Linked DNA regions of Homo sapiens: region 1 is linked to region 2. Evidence: chromatin loops called from intact Hi-C (ENCODE). Cell type or tissue: ovary. All regions are shown on one strand.

Region 1 (2,500 bases), 540 kb after region 2:
TGTCTATATTGAACATTAACCCTTATCAGGTATATAGTTTGCAAATATTTTCTCCCATTTTGTAGTTTGCCTTTCTACTCCGTTGATTCTTTCCTTTGCTGTGGAGAAGCTTTTTAGTTTGATGTAGCCCTACTTGTTTATTTGTGCTTTTGCTGCCTGTCCTTTTGGTCTCATACCCAAAAAGTCATTGGCAAGATACAATGCCAAGGATCTTTTCCCTATGTTTTCTTCTAGGAGTTCTGTAGTTTTGGGTATACCCCAAGTTGATTTAATCCACCCCAAATTGATTTCCTTGCATGGTGTGAGGAACGTGGTCCTGCCCTGTGCAGAGGAACAGGTCCTGCCCTGTTCTTCTGCACATTAATATCTAGTCTCTCCACTATTTGAAGAGACCATCTTGTCTCCATTGTGTATTCCTGATGCCTTCATCAAAAATTAGTTTAATCAATGCATGCATTTATTTCTGGGCTCTGCACTCTGCCTTACTTGTGTGCATGTTTGGTGTACCACTGACCACGACAGCCCTGTCATGTAATTTGAAATCAGGAAGTGTGATGGCTCCAGCCTTGTTCCTTTTACTCAAGATTGCCTTGGCCACTCAGGGTCTTTTGTGTTACTCAGGGTGAATCTTTATGATACACTGTCCATGTGTCCTGTGTCTTCATTATAATGTAGGATTATTTTTTCTAGCCTCACTTAGTATTCCTCCCTCCCTTTTAAGATTTTTGTGTAGTATAATATCGGCAATAGTTACAAAAATCCACGGGGATTTCAGCCGCATCAAATATGCCGACTGGCAAGTGCTGATACCATGAGCTTCACTTAATCATTGCTTAGCTAACCAAAATCCTTCAAAGTAAGAGGTTAAGGTGAACTTAAGGAACTTTGCAGGTGAAAAAAACTGGATTGAACAAGCAAAGTAACTTGTCTACCATTATACAGCTTTGATGGTAATTCAGATAAATTCCAGAAAGCTTCTTAAAATTTGGGGGCCTTATTTAATAAAGCAATAATAAATCAAGTATTTGTGATATTTAAAGGAGGGTGAGCTTTGGAACTGAATTTGTTAAGATTGAATCTTGATCCTGTTCATACTATGGGCAGGATCATGGCACGTGCTTAATGAATGTTTATGAAATAAACAAATGGATTGAGGAGTGAATGAATTTCCCCATCTGGAGAAGTAAGGAGTGCTTATTTATACTTCATGGAAATTCATGTGTGGAATAAATGAATTGATGCACTTCAAGGCATGGTTCTTAATGCACAGCTGCAGTTACTACTATTATTATAGTATGAAAAATTAGAGGGAAAACGGGAATTTACCTCCCTAATGAAGTACACAAATATTCTAAAATGCTAGGAAAAGTTCTCTGTCAAACAAGAGGACCCAAACAGTTGTTCAAAGTCTTTCCCATCTCCAGTTTTCTCTTGGAGAAGCCAGGCATGCTCTCCACCTGGTGGTCATAACGTGTAATTAGCACCATTTGCCCAGAGACTCATTGGCTTTGCAGTCTCAGGACAGATCTCACAAAGTTACTGCTTTTGGGTAGGTAATGTACTGAGGTGGGCATAGCATGGTTGCAGAATCCGATGGACCTTGGTTTGACTGTTTCCACCACAACTTATTATGGTGAAACCATGAAGACATTGTCAATATCACCGTGTTCTGGGAGGGTTAAAGTAAGACCTCTTGAAGAAGGAAAAAGAGTTAAGGGATTGTTCTTTGGAGTGGCTGCTGCCAGCTTGCAATGGATGGTTGTTAAACTTTCAGAAATTCTGTGAACTGGCTTTACATACAGCCATTATTAAAAATACATTACATAGGCCAGGCGCGGTGGCTCAAGCCTGTAATCCCAGCACTTTGGGAGGCCGAGGCGGGCGGATGACGAGGTCGGGAGATCGAGACCATCCTGGCTAACATGGTGAAACCCTGTCTCTACTAAAAAATACAACACAATTAGCCGGGCGTGGTGGCGGGCGCCTGTAGTCCCAGCTACTCGGGAGGCTGAGGCAGGAGAATGGTGTGAACCCGGGAGGCGGAGCTTGCAGTGAGCCAAGATCGCGCCACTGCACTCCAGCCTGGGCGGCACAGGGAGACTCTGTCTCAAAAAAAATAAATAAATAAAAAATTACATAAACATACACTTAAGTTACAGCAGCCCTCCACTTATCCTAAGGCAAAATGTTCCAAGACTCACGATGGATGTCTGAAACTGAGGATAGTAATAAACCCTATATATCCTATGCTTTTCCTAAATATACAGACCTATGATAAAGGTGATATGTGACAGCAAAACAAGCACACTTTTTTTTCCTTCTTCCCAATTTCACGGATAGAAGATTCATTTTTATTGTCGATCCCAGTAACCTCAGCATACAATATTTTTTCTTTCCTTTTCAAGTTGAGAACTTCCACCTTTTCACTTAAAGGAATCACTTTACATCTTCTCTTTGGCAAATCAGAACTGTCAGCATCACTGCTCTTGCGCTTTTGGAC
Region 2 (2,500 bases):
ACAAAATTCCATGGGCACTGGGGAGCCATTGGAGGGTTTTAGCACGGAATTGATAGCTCTAATTTGTGGTTAAGAATGTTCTTCATAGGTGCAGTGTGAAGGACATTTCAGGGATTAGACTAGAGGATGCTAGGCCTGTTAGGAAGCTCCTGCAATTGGTATGAGATGATGAGTCTGATCAAAATTGTTATGAGTTGCTCCAGAAGCATTGATGTTACGGCTAGTACTAACTACAGCCTAAACTGCAAACAACTGAATAAAAGGCTACATGGTTAAAGCAAAGGAAGCTTAAGAAAGAGCCAAGAGTTCTGGATTTAACACTTGCTTGCATCACTGAGTCTTTCTGTGGCCTTGGGTGATCTTAAGCAATCTGTGTGCCTCTCTGGAAGTGCTGTCAATGTTAAAGGTAGTTGGAATTGGCTTTTTTCCACTCTCAGCTCTGCCACTTCTTTGCTGGGTGACCTTGAGTAAGTTACTTAACCTCTCTGCGCCTCAGGTTCCTCATCTGTTAAATCATTGCCCTCCTTGAAGAGTTACTGTGAAGATTTAATGAGAGAATGAAGATACAGCACAGTGCTGGGTCGATATGAAGTACACAATAAAAACCGGAAATTGGGGTGGTTGGTGGTAGTGTTGTTGATATTTTTACTGCTATATTTGTAAAATAAGGGGCCTAGGCTCATTTATTTGTCAGATTCAAGAATCCATGAATCACTTACCATTATCTCCCAGGCCAGGAACCTGGGGACCAAGCCTCTGGACATAAAATTGAACTCTGCAATTCCCAGCCAAGACTGGCTTAGAGCATCTCCAAATAATAAAAGAAATTGCCAGACAATGGGAGGCAAATTACCTCGTAGCCCGTTTAACAATATTAATGTGCCTTACTGATTCACACAGAGCCTCCCGTGAACTCACTTGGAACGATTCTCAGGAGTCCTGTAAAAATACACGGAAGTAACACTTGGTAGCTGGGCCAGAGTACACACACCATTGCATAAGAGAGGAAGTCATGCCACAATGCCTTAGGGCTTTATAAAGACAGTCTGCACCACTGAACACACTGGCACAGGGAAGAACGCAGTCCAGAAGTCCTTAAAAAAGTACCCATTGTTGAACCAGGCCCTCTGAAGTTAGGGCCCCACAAGAACAAAATTCCACAATCCCAGCAGTGCTACCTAATGTCGCCTGGCTCCCCGAGGTAAGGCCTCCTGTGTAGAAAAGAGCTCTCACAGCACGCCTGAGACTTCTCTTCCTAGAAAAGCCTGCTGCAGGGTAAGTCCCGGGCTTGCATCTGGGAACTTGGATGTTGGAAGGGTTGCCACCGTTCCCAGATCTGGTAAGAGTGACTCAGTGTACCTAAACTGTGCAAACAGTGTGGTTTATGCTGTCTCAGTGTGGTTTATATCTGCTTTCTTTCTGGGAATCTGGAATTTTCTGCTTGCCAAGCAGAGAGTGCCTATGTGACCACCCCCCGAGAAAAACCCTGGACTCCAAGTCTCTAATGAGTTTCCTTGTTAGACAAATTTCACAAGAGTTGTCACAACTCGTTGCTGTGGGGATGAAGCGCGTCCCGTGAGGCTCTGCTAGAAGAGTTCTTTGGAGCTTGCCCCTGGTTTCCTCTGGACTTCACCCCTGCACCTTTTTCCTTTGCTGACTTAGCATTGTGTTCCACCACTGTGATCAGTCATAGCTGTGAGTACTACCGCATTCCTGTGCCAACGCCTGTGACTCATGCCAGTGAATTATCCTACCTGAAGGTGGTGTTGGGTGACCCCAGTACACCTCCCTTGTCCTAAGGAAAAAACTCAGCTCCCATTTTGGCTTGACTTGAGCATTAGGTTTGCAGGTTTGTGGTGTTTTTTCCTCCTCCCCAAGTGATTCTCCCAGAGGAGCCTGGCTGACTCACTGGGAAAGAGGCTCCTGTGCCTCCAGACACCTGAGACTATTTTGTTCCCACAGTTAGCTTTCAGAATGAAATGAAACATGATGAAAGAGGAAACATCAATTACAAGCAACAGCCAGGCAAGTAAGGCTTTCAGAGCCTCCTGGGTTTCCCCTCAGCCACCTTTGCAGTGAGGGGGCAGCCAAATGCTTGGGTTTAATTAGTTGAAACATAAAGAAGGTAAGTTTCATTGTCTATTTGGCCCCAGGCAGAAGCAGAGAAGTGAATGCACTCCCAATATTATTCTTATTCAATCACAGTCCTGAGCCTTCCTCCTGCTGGAACATTCTTTTGAGAGGTTGCATAGCTGTGTTTACAGGGAACAGTGCATTTTCGCAGACTTGAGATGATATTTTGCTCTCCTTTTTGCATATCCTCCGGTTGGCCGGAATGAAAAGGGCAAATTGTTTTCATTACCAGTCAATTCACTTCTGGATGCTTGAGGTAGCAGGGGCCCCGTCTGCAACATCAATTCTGGAATAACTCATTTATAGAATGGGAATAAGAACCCCTAGCTTGTAGATGAGGCCGCCAGAAGGATGAAATGAGGTGTGT

The links. Hi-C counts contacts between places; a loop is a spot of excess contacts. Peaks named below come from ENCODE experiments on the same cell type or tissue, not always from the same donor. Only the 100,000 strongest peaks of a DNase experiment are listed, where the experiment ranks them.
Region 1: a loop joins it to region 2, with 2.9 times the contacts of the local background. A loop is called at or near these places in 13 of 110 quality-filtered maps.

Annotation. Positions count from the first base shown.
Region 1 is chr4:10,548,386-10,550,885 of GRCh38, forward strand. All of the region lies in intron 8 of CLNK (cytokine dependent hematopoietic cell linker), which reads right to left. Among named protein-coding and RNA genes, the nearest start is that of ZNF518B, 92 kb to the left of the region's middle. In ovary, a CTCF peak has its summit at 1,438 (motif pointing left); a DNase peak (open chromatin) is centred at 1,473.
Region 2 is chr4:10,005,418-10,007,917 of GRCh38, forward strand. The region is part of intron 2 of SLC2A9 (solute carrier family 2 member 9); the gene reads right to left. LOC124900664 (a long non-coding RNA gene) reads left to right here and starts at 1,063. Exons shown (of 2, transcript XR_007058026.1): 1 at 1,063-1,275. RefSeq lists enhancers at 518-1,717, 1,577-1,926, 2,207-2,256. In ovary, no CTCF peak of the experiment used is centred here; DNase peaks (open chromatin) are centred at 988 and 1,607.